Linked DNA regions of Homo sapiens: region 2 is linked to region 1. Evidence: read pairs that join two places in POLR2A ChIA-PET (ENCODE). Cell type or tissue: GM12878. All regions are shown on one strand. Each heading gives the region's core, and the rest is flanking DNA. Links, peaks and the distances in the headings are about the cores only.

Region 1 (6,068 bases), core at 1-5,000:
TGCACTAAAAATCTGTACGTTTATTTAGGAAAAGATGCCACAAAGTGACATATTCCTCATTCTGCATTTGAGCAAGTGGGTCTATGGATCAAGATCAGGACTTTTTCTGCTAACTCCTACCTGTTACTATCTTCACGAACCCTGGTTTTGTCCCATAGCTCAATATAATCTACAAGTGTAACAACCATGTAGATTCTGTCAGTCATATCTCAGAATTAGGGCATGAGGTGTGATGCTTCATTAGAGCACCCTGGAGCAGGCAGGGTCAAAGACGAAGCCAGGACCTGAAATGACTTTTACCAAGAGGGGAGGTGAGGCCCAGAGGACGCAGAGCCAGGAGGAGCAAGTGAGATGCATAACCCAAAGAGCACAACCAATTTATCCATGGATTTGGCCACAGATGGCCCTGGTATTTCTCAAGGAAGACGGTGGAATCCTGTTCTAGGGGGCTGTGAGGGAAGGAACTGAGAATCTGGTGGACAAGAAGCCACAGCTCAGGAGAGCTCTCTTAGGGGTTACAGTTGTTTGAAATGTGGAAAGAAAGGGCTTAGTCTCTGGAAGAGGAGCTAGCGAGAACAAGATGGGAGGCACAGTGGAAACCAGTCCTAGCAAACTGGAACCAGGGAGAGCTCCCTCTGGGCAAGGCCTTGGGATTACAGGCTCAGCACTTTCTGATTGGAGTCCAGGAGCAAGCAGTTGCTGATGAGCTTGCCTGGAGGGGATTGGTCCAGAGGCTGGGAGGACAGGGCAGCGTGGAATTCAGCAGGAGGTAGCTGCAAGGAGTGGAGAAGGCAGAAGCTGGGAAATGAGACTGGGCCTGAGATATACTATCGTTGAAGTCTCCAGTGAAAGTGTGGAAGAGGCCTTCACACACACTATTGAAAGGCCACCACACACCCATCCTCTTCTGTTTGAATTTCCCTTCTATGTACTTTTCTTCATTTTTTCTTTAAACTCTTATTTTCTTGAGAGCAATTTCCCTGTACTGTTTTCCCTGATGTTCCCTGGGCCTTAGACTACCTTTTGAGAAAGACATGCACTTAGACTTTATTGCTCAACACTCATGCCCATTGCATCATTGTCTAACCTGCATTTCCCTCTCATCCAAAGGGGCAATGTGGACAAAACGAAGTAAAAAGATCAAATGCCTTGCAGAATTTCAGTGTCAGTGTTGCTCATTCTACCAATCTTTTGATCTTAAAACTGGGTTCAAAAGGAAATAAGCTACTTTGGAGCCAGGTACAGTGGCTCACTCCTGTAATTCCAGCACTGTGGAAGATTGAGGCAGGCAGAGACTTGAGCCCAGGAGTTCGAGACCAGTGTGGGCAACATGGCAAAACCCCGTCTCTATAAAAAATACAAAAATTAGCTGACTGTGGAGGTGCATACAGGCAGTCCCAGGTAGTTGGGAGGCTGAGGCAGGAGAATCACTTGAGCATGGGAGACTGAGGCTTCAGTGATTCATGATTGCACCACTGCACTCCAGCCTGGGTGACAGAGCAAGACCCTGTGTCCGAAAACAAAAAAACAAAGAAAGAAACAAAAAGCTGGTTTGCATAGTTTTTCATCAAATCCAATGCCAAATTCTAGCCACTTCTTGCTTTTCTAAGCACAGACAGGCAATTCATTGCTAAACTATTTTACAAATCTCCCAACTATATTATATAAAATCTATCTCCTCTCTTATCAAGGGAAACACTTGCTCATCTTTGAGCAACTCACATACTCCAAATACCTCTGGTGTTGAAAGCCGTCTGGTCATTAGTATGTTCAGCTGCTCAGTGTCTGAAATTCCTTTGGGTCAGACCTCTAGAGCAACCAGATAATCTCTCAGTGGCGGTCACAGGCTAGCAAGCCTTGGCCGTATCCAGACCATGCCTATCATGGTCTGGCAACCCTGCCAAAGTAACAAAGCAACTTTTACTTTTATATCTTTCCAAAGTAACAAGACAACTTTGAATTTATTGCCAACATTGAACATTGAGGACCTCATATAAAATCAGGATTCCCAGCTGCTCTTGAAAATTTGGAAGTTGTGACCCTGCTGGGCCCACATTCCCTAGAGTGTTGGGTCTCCTGGGCTCAGCAGCTGCTGCCCCTGAGGGAGGCATGCATCTCTCCTGTGTAAGTTTCCACCTGGCTCTCTGGCTTGGTCATATTGGCTTCCTGGCCTCTTTTTGCATGTAGTTTGTGATCCCTGATTGTAGGTTTCATCATTTATCCTGGGCTGTTTCCTCCTGGGAGTTATAACCTTCCTAATCTGAAGCTGAAACTCCCCCAAATGCAAGCTAAACGTGAGTTGACAGTAATGGCTAATGCCTAAATAGCACCTACTGTGTACCAGGCCTGAAACACTAACTCATTTCATCTTCACAACAAGCCTATGCTGTGGGTGCTGGTTACTGCAACAGGCCTGAACCACCAGCTCATTTCCTCCTCACAAGCCCATGCGGTGGGCACTCGTTACCACACTAGGCCTCAACAACCAGCTCATTTCGTTACCACACCAGGCCTGAGCCACCAGCTCATTTCCTCCTCACAAGCCCATGCGGTGGGCGCTCGTTACCACACTAGGCCTCAATAACCAGCTCATTTCATTACTACACTAGGCCTCAACCACCAGCTCATTTCATTACCACACCAGGCCTGAGCCGCCAGCTCATTTCATCCTCACAAGCACATGCAGTGGGCGCTCATTAGCCCCGTTTTACAGGTGAGGACACATGCTCAGAGACTTTAGCCCACTTGTCTGGAGCTGACTGCCTCCACACCTTCTGTGTGATTCACACTGACACAACTGGACATTTCCTACCACGAACATGATATTCACTCTGGTTTTCTGCCTTGACCTCTACATTTTTGGCCCCTGCACATTTGGGCCTCAACCTTCCAGACACGGTTCCTCCAGCTCGGTTAGAGTCCCGTGCTCCTCCTCCCATGCCTTTGGTGCCCACACTAAGTCGGGGCTCAGAAGTCACTCCATCTGTGACTTGGCTGCTCTGCTTTGTGAGCTCAAGAAACCAGGAAGCCTGTTAAACACGCCATCAGGAATGCTGAAGAATTAAGATTGTCCAATAAAAGTCAGTGTCAAAGGAATGGAAAATGAAGTGTGGATGGGAACCGTTATTTCTCAGGAGTCAGGGAGTATCTAAATTTGCTGTCTGAAGTCAGAGCCATAGAAAATCCCCAGCTGCACTCTGGTAGTAGTGGTTTTAGCACCTTTACTTGTCATTACAAATAAATTTGAAACTGAAGGAAAGTGAAGAAACACCTCTCAGAAGAGCATGATGCCTTCGACCTGGTTTGCTAGGACAGGAACTGGACACAGATTCTGAAAATCTCATTCATTCAAGCTGAATAAAATGTAGACGCAAGGACATTTACATAGTCAGCCATTCCTCAAGGATTTACTGAGTGCCTACTGTGTACCAGAAGTGGTATTCGTTAGGTACCACATGTTTCATTCATTTGCTCATAGTCCTTTGAGGCCCTTCTAGGTGGAAGCCCCACAATAGGCTCTGGGGATACAGCCCCTGCCACTGCAGAGCTGATGTTTTCACATAAGATTCAGACTTCCAACAACCAATTACACTACTGGTTAATCACAATTATAGTGCTGCAACTAGGCGTTCCCAGTCAGTCTGGGAAATGCAGAAAGGCCTCCCTGGTGAGAAGGTCTCTGCACTAAAATCTGCAGGAGCTGCAGGAGCAGAGTGAAGGGAGGTAAGGGAAAGTGAGAGCCTGCCAGGCAAAAGGAAGAGGAAGCGCCAAGGACCTATGGAGGGTGGGAGCCAGGGAACCGAAGGAGGCAGTTACCAGCACTCCTGAAGCACAGGCAGCTAGAGAAGAGAGCCACAGGCTGGACAGTGACCTTGGCAGGGGACACACCATGCAAGGCTAGTGAGCCACGTTCAGAATTTTGAGATTTATCTTGAAAGCCCTGGGAAATCATTAGCATTTTAAGCAGAATGGTAATATGGTCAAATTAGCATTTATAAAGGCCCTGTGAAGGAAGGTCAGAGGTGCAGCAAGAATGGACGCAGTGAGTTGGTTACTGGGTGAATTCGCCAGGCAGGCAAGAAGGGGTGTTGCAGAGCCAGGTTTCTCCACAGCCACATCAGTGACATTTGGCATCTCATTGATCTTTGCTGTGAGGGCTGTATTGTGCACGGCAGCATGCTTTGCATCCCTGGCTCTGCCTGCTGGATGCCAATAGCTCCCTCCCCGAGTCATGACACACAAAAATATGTCCACTGGACATTGCCAAATGTCCCTCGTTGGGGGAAATCACCTATAGTTGAGAAGCACCAATTTAAAGTGGGGACAAGGGATGTGAAGAGATATGGACAGATTCACAATGTGTCTTGGAGCTGGAATCAAAAGATATTAGTGACATATTTGAAAAGGGATGGAGGGCATGAGGTCAGGGCTGACTGTAGCTTGAGGTGCTGGGTGGATAACACGGCGACCATTGCTAGAAAATACGAAGGAAGGCAGGATTTGAAGGAAAAGATAATGAGGTCCATCCTAAGTATTTCATTGGAAAGTTGACCTCTCCCTCTCCCTCTCCCCACGGTCTCCCTCTCCCTCTCTTTGCACAGTCTCTCTCTGATGCCGAGCCGAAGCTGGACTGTACTGCTGCCATCTCGGCTCACTGCAATCTCCCTGCCTGATTCTCCTGCCTCAGCCTGCCGAGTGCCTGCAATTGCAGGCGCGCGCCGCCACGCCTGACTGGTTTTCGTATTTTTTTGGTGGGGTTTTGCTGTGTTGGCCAGGCTGGTCTCCAGCTCCTAACCGCGAGTGATCCGCCAGCCTCGGCCTCCCGAGGTGCCGGGATTGCAGACGGAGTCTGGTTCACTCAGTGCTCAATGGTGCCCAGGCTGGAGTGCGGTGGCGTGATCTCGGCTCGCTACAACCTCCACCTCCCAGCCGCCTGCCTTGGCCTCCCAAAGTGCCGGGAGTGCAGCCTCTGCCCGGCCGCCACCCCGTCTGGGAAGTGAGGAGCGTCTCTGCCTGGCCACCCGTCGTCTGGGACGTGAGGAGCCCCTCTGCCTGGCTGCCCAGTCTGGAAAGTGAGGAGCGTCTCTGCCCGGCCGCCATCCCATCTAGGAAGTGAGGAGCGCGTCTTCCCGGCCGCCATCCCATCTAGGAAGTGAGGAGCGTCTCTGCCCGGCCGCCCATCGTCTGAGATGTGGGGAGCACCTCTGCCCCGCCGCCCCGTCTGGGAGGTGAGGAGCGTCTCTGCCCGGCCGCCCCGTCTGAGAAGTGAGGAGACCCTCTGCCCGGCAACTGCCCCGTCTGAGAAGTGAGGAGCCCCTCCACCCGGCAGCCGCCCCGTCTGAGAAGTGAGGAGCCCCTCCACCGGCAGCCACCCCGTCTGGGAAGTGAGGAGCGTCTCCGCCCAGCAGCCACCCCGTCCGGGAGAGAGGTGGGGGTCAGCCCCGGCCAGGCCAGCCGCCCCGTCCAGGAGGGAGGTGGGGGGGGTCAGCCCCCCGCCCGGCCAGCCGCCCCGTCGGGGAGGGAGGTGGGGGGGTCAGCCCCCCGCCCGGCCAGCCGCCCCGTCCGGGAGGGAGGTGGGGGGGTCCAAGGTAAGGAAGGCCCTAGAGTCTAGGAAGAGACTGGCCAGTGCATTAACCATTGTAGTGTAATGGATTTGATGTTACTTTATGCTCACAAGTTGGACACACACACAGGGACCCAGATCAAATTGGAGGGGAAGGTCAAAGTCAGCTTCCCAAAGGAACTGAAGCTTAGACTGATTTTTAAAGGCTGAGTTAAAATAAACTGGGTAAAAATAAAGAAGGAAAGAGAAAAGCAAATGTAAAATATCTGTGCAGCATGAAGTAGCAAAATATATTCAGAGAATGTAAGAAGCTGAAATGAGGGCCTCAACTAAGCGTGGGAATGCAGATGGTGACATAGCAATGCTGAGGTAGGCTCCCCAGGACCGAGGCCGGCTTGTTGCGGGGAGAGGGGAGGGGCACTCTAGGATGATCTCTGGCGTAAGCAGCAGGTAACGCGGTGCCAGGACATGGCTGAGTTTTACATAAACATTTGTTCAAGCAAAT
Region 2 (5,534 bases), core at 1-5,000, 210 kb after region 1:
GCCACAGGGCTATTTTCACTTTTAAATCATTGGTGTCAAGAATACTCAACCATTTCTAACCCACCCTCAATTTTCTGGGGGACAGAGATTCATTTCAATTCACAGTAACAAGAAATTTGCACATCTAAATAGCCAGCTCTCTCTGGCTTATTAAAGTCACATGAAACAGTCATCGTCTGAAGTCTGGGTAACTGTCAGAAAGCACCTGATTATGTCTAAGGAGCCACAAGATCTGGTCCAGTGAAGCCAGGCTCCCAGATCCACCCCAGCGTCTGACTGGGAGCGGCGCCCTTTCTCACATCATCATGTCAGTACCAAGACCTGCAGAAGAAAAAAGACTCACTAGCTTGGAAGGAGAGATGAGGTGGTTGCTTTGTACTTGGCAAGCAGGCTGGACCCTTAATGAGCTAAAATCCATCTCCCATTTGTCGCTTGTCTCTGCTACAACACACATGCCTGCTCAGTCATTCATCTTTTATTTTCTAGGCTATAAATTATTCCCAGCAGCCAGCCAGGGTGTTGTGGAATAAGCGGGATGAGACCCTTGAAGGTGATCTAGCACAGGAAACGGGGGCCCAGAGAGGTTGGACATTTGCCCAAGATCACACTACAACCTGATGGCATAGCAGGTCTAGAGACGATCTCTTGAACTCCAGCCCCTTAAATATTTTCCATCCCCAAAGAATGCTTTCAGAATCACTCCGTCTCCAACCCTCCTTAGGCCACCATTTGTCTCCGTTACTAAAGGTATACTGAGTGCCTTCTATGGGCCAGGCCCTGAAGGGCACAGAAGGTATAAAAATCAGCAAGACAGGCTCCCAGTCTAGGGAGGAGACACACAGATGTTTTATTTCAGCAACAGTAAGTCCAGGGAAGGAGCATGGTACCCATGCACCAAAGAGGGGTATGGGCCACAGAGAGGGACACTCATCCCCAGCTCTCTGGAGATGACACCGCAGAGTGCTTAGGCAAGCACTCCACAAATGTCAGCCATTGCATTCCCAGGCTGTGTATCTGGCAGACTCTGTGTCTCAGCTAGTCTAGGACAACTTGGGGCCATCCTCTGCTCTGTCCTGCTGCAAAGGTAGATGCAAAGAAGTGGGCAGTCTCAGCTGTCCTTGTAGTGAGCTGGGGCCGTGCAGTGCTGCTGGAATGGGTTCTGCCTCCTGCTGGATAAGCCCTGGACCCTGTGTAACACACTTGCACCTCTGTCAGCTGTGGAGGAGCCTCCCGAGGTCTCTGTCCACACCCTGGCATACAGGCACGCCCTGTCACCTCCAGCCTGCTGCTGCCTCCCAAGCCACCGCCCTCTCTCTGCTCTTCCGCACACCCAAGTCCTCTCAGGGGTGGTGGCTGTAAGCTGGGTGGCCTCTGGGGGGCTGAGGAGCACCTGGGCTGGAAATCTCAATGGAGATGGTGACATTTCTTATAGTCACTGCTCCTGACCCAAGAGGCCTCCCACTACCCACAAAGAGGTGGTGGTGTCCATTCAGGCACCGAGGAAGGCCCAGGTAACCTCTGGCAGATATCAAAGATGGGCTGGGAAAGGCTGCCTCCCACAGCGTCCCCAAGAGCATGACTGGCAGCGAGGTGAGTTTGTCCCCTGCAGCAGAGGTCCCCAGGTAAAATCAGCGGACCCATCAGCCACCTCTGGGCACAGAACCCCCGGTCTTCTCCAAGCTCAGTGTTAAAATGTGCCAAAGGAAACTGCAAATATTAGGGAGAATACAGGCATCCCAAATAGTGACTGAGTCCTTACTCTGTATCTCACATGCACAGTAGTATTTATACTGCACAGCAACCCAGTGCAGCAGGCACCACGACCACACCTTTTTTAAGAAAACTGAAGCCGCAGGCTGAATAGCATCTGGAGCTACCTCCTCCCATGCCACTCCACTTCCCCTCTGTGCCACAGGAGCAGCAGGCACAGCCTCTGTGACAGACAGGAGCTCCCTGTCACCTGATGAGGAGGATTCAATGCTCCCTGCAGACACCTGAACATCGGACTGAGTTCCCGCATGTGGACCTGCGTCTAGGCTCTTCTCTGACAAACGCCACCTTAGTCGGCAGCACTTTCTGGACTGACAGGGAAGTGTGCTGTTTGCTGCTTTGGATCCTGCAGGACATGCTCCTCGGTCAGTTCCTACCTTTATCTTCTCATCTCTGGGCTCCAGGAAGCTCACACGGTGGCCCCTGTTTCAGGCCGTGCTGGCAAAGGAGCTGAGGAAGCGAGGCCCAAGCAGAAGCTCAACTCGAGGAGAGAATGCAAGCCAAGGGGCGGGAGCTGCTGAGGCCACACAGCCACTTGCTATTTTTAAATCACATGTTACTAAGAGCAGACACCTAGTAAGCCCTGAACCAAAGCACAGAAAGGCACATTTTAATCAGAGCTCTTGGAAGGGCAGCTTGCAACAGGAAAGGCAGGTAGTGAAGGGAAGTGAAGGGGGAAAGAAACATTACTGGAGGGAACAGGAATGTGTTGCTTTTCTGTTCAGATCCCAAAGGGTCTTTTTCTTCAAAAATAAGAATATCTTGTTTATACATGTAATACACAGTCTTCCAGACCAATAATGGAAAAATATCAAATTAAGGAAATGAAATAAACCTTGAAGCAGGACAGGGTAGAAAGAGAGAGATCATTTAGCACAAAGAAATCAGAAGAGGTGAGAGTAATTTTGTATGTCTAGGTAGCTACAGTAGAAAACCTACATTTCATTAAAAGAGCTCAGTCTCTGTTAGCTTACTAACTGGCACGCTGAAATGAAATGCAGGGACAGGCAGAGTAGGGAGAAGGCGGCTGCCACCTGGGATTTCCGGTGAGACAAAATGAAATCAGATTATCAAATATAGGAGTAAAATCTCTACAACAAGTTTGCAACCTAGATGTTCCCTCCTCAATGCATTCCGCATGGTGAGTTACACTCACAAAACAGAGGTGTTGTTTGAAATATATTTTCTGCAGGGGAAGGAAAGAAAACAACCTCTAACAAAATAGGACACCACCTTGAGTCAACATATTTGTAAGGAATATCTGTTTTGGAGAATCTTAGCACTTTACCCAGGTGAAATGAAATGTAGAATATACTAGAAATGTACTTTTTAGATGAGATCCATTACATATATATATATATATATATATATATATTTTTTTTTTTTTTTTTTTTTTTTTTTTTTTGAGACGGAGTCTCACTGTGTAGCCCAAGCTGGAGTACAGTGGTGTGGCTCACTGCAACCTCTGTCTCTGGGGCTCAAGCGATTCTCATGCCTCAGCCTCCCAAGTAGCTGGGACTACAGGCTTGTGCTACCATGTCCAGCTAATATATATATATTTTTTTATTTTAGTAGAGACGGGGTTTCACCATGTTGCCCAGGGTGGTCTCGAACTCCTGAGCTCAGGAGATCAGCCCGACTCGGCCTCCCAGAGTGCTGGGATTACCAGCATGAGCAACCGTGCCCGGCCTAATTTAAGTTTTTTTTTAATGTGATGTTGAAGATGCTTCAGAAATGACTAGTCACTCTCACATGACTATACCACTGCTGCATGAGGCATAGGTACCTTCCCTGTCCTGCACACCACAACGCACCACAACTGACACGTCGTGGGCCCTCCACAGACACCTGTGGATGGAATGAATGAAGTGCAGCCATCACCATCCCCGGGACAGCACCCTGCACACTGGCCATGTGTCCAGAGGCCAGGCCGGCAGCAGTGTGCAATGGCAGCCCGCCAGCCTCTCCTGCATCCCCACCGCCTGAGGCCCCCAGCAGCAGGGCGAGCTGGGCTGGATGTGAGTCTCCTGTACCTGCACTGCCTTCTCCACCAAGGCAGCAGAAACCACAGTGGGCTTCAGAGATCAAAAATAACGTACCCCTCAAGGTTAACTCTAGGGCAGCTGTGCCTCCTGCAGGTCAAGCACTTCCAGTAGGGGTGTAGCCGCCGTCTCTTGCTTGCAGCAGACCTCTCCTTGAGCAAGACTGGATGGAGTAGAATATAGCTAAGCAATTTCTACTCATTCCCCTTTAAGAAAAATGCTTCATGACCCCAACTTGATGGACAGTGGAGAAGACAGCTTTGGAGAAGACAGTTTTTGAGTATTAAATATCTGGACCGGTGAGGGTATTGGACAAGCCACCCCATGTGTGCTGGCTGGCCCCAAAAAAACAACTTTCTCCTTGGCACCACACTGGGTTCACTGCTGTGTCAGGACACTGTCGTCCCTCGCATGTGCAGGGAAGTGGCACACTGAGTCTATAGCACTAATCTCATGAGCATATGTAACAGAGAGGTGAGCTGGCCTTGGGTAGGTTATGTTCTTATGGGACTTCTGCACTGGCCGTGTGCAAGTCCTGTGCCTCAAACCTGGCAGGTCAGAATTCGCAGTCACGTCTTACAGAGGAAGCAGCTGACAATGTCACAGAGCTGGTAAACAACAGAGTGGAGGGATGGGAAGGCTGGTGCTAGGCAGAGGTGGGGACCGCACATGCAGGGAAAGTGCTTCATGCTACTGCACGGGTCACTTTAAAACGGTTAATTCTGTTCTTTGAATTTCACCTCAATTAAATAAAAAAGTAACAGAGCAAATATGTGAACTCTGCACGAACATGATTGCAAACATCAGGTGCTACACACTGGGCCAGGCAGCAGGGTTATGGAATGCACAGGCCACGGCCCCATACTGAAGCACTCGCCGCGTGGTGGTTTGCTGGTGTTGTCAGCATTCTCTCACAGCCAAAACAGCAGGGGAGGAACAAACTTTTATGGGGACAGGGAACTGAGTCAGAAGAGGCTGAGAGAACTGGGGAATGATCAAAGGTCCCCTACATGGGTTGGCGCTGCTGACTGCATGGTGGGAACTGCAAGGAAATGCATCCACTCAACATCAAGGATGGCCGCTGTGTGCCAGGCACTATCCTACGCTTGTTGGGAAGCCAAGTATTTATAACTTGTTGCCCTCATGAGATTCACAATAAAGAAGGAAGATAAAGCCAGACGCTCTCTTGAAAGTCTACTGTTAAAAGGCATTGTTCCTGATGGTTTTAAGCAAAAAAGTGACATGGAAATTTACAAAGACGTGAGAACTGGACAGGAGAAGAGGCTGAAAGGAGACTAGCTAGAAAGTTTCGGCAATGGTTCAGAGGGACATTCACAGATGTGGATTCGGGTGAGGACACTGGGAACAGAGGGGAGAAACAGAAAGACCAGAGGCAGAACAGAGAAGACTAGTGGGTGGGGCTGGGGTTTCCTGGCATCATGAGATCCGAAGACCTTAATTTACGTACAGGGCACAGGACAATGCCGGGGCCTGGAGTAAGTACTCAATAACTGTTACCTGCTGGTACTCTCACGCTGAACTTCGTGTTCTCATGGTGACTTCACTTTTCCATTTTTCTGGACAGTGCACCTAGGGAGCTCTGGATCCTTCTCCCCACCATTGGAAGAGAAAAGCGCGAAAGGAAACTGGGCCACAGGACTGAGTGACAAAAGCAGGGCTTGTCTTTTGTATCCCCTGTCTCCAGTTCAATGCAATGCAAAA

What was found. ChIA-PET counts read pairs that join two places held together with the same protein. Peaks named below come from ENCODE experiments on the same cell type or tissue, not always from the same donor. Only the 100,000 strongest peaks of a DNase experiment are listed, where the experiment ranks them.
Region 2: POLR2A ChIA-PET joins it to region 1 with 8 read pairs; 1 of 35 experiments calls an interaction of 5 or more read pairs at or near these places.

What each region holds. Positions count from the first base shown.
Region 1 is chr7:55,306,654-55,312,721 of GRCh38, forward strand. No RefSeq gene overlaps it. Among named protein-coding and RNA genes, the nearest start is that of ELDR, 54 kb to the left of the region's middle. RefSeq lists a silencer at 4,144-4,328 and an enhancer at 4,890-5,390. In GM12878, for the core only: no CTCF peak of the experiment used is centred there; DNase peaks (open chromatin) are centred at 2,518 and 3,208; H3K27ac peaks cover 1,932 bases.
Region 2 is chr7:55,513,789-55,519,322 of GRCh38, forward strand. The region is part of intron 2 of VOPP1 (VOPP1 WW domain binding protein); the gene reads right to left. Among named protein-coding and RNA genes, the nearest start is that of VOPP1, 56 kb to the right of the region's middle. RefSeq lists enhancers at 1,733-1,802, 1,973-2,022, 2,033-2,192, 3,204-3,709, 3,282-3,351 and 2 more. In GM12878, for the core only: no CTCF peak of the experiment used is centred there; DNase peaks (open chromatin) are centred at 2,311 and 3,543; H3K4me3 peaks cover 3,061 bases; H3K27ac peaks cover 4,604 bases.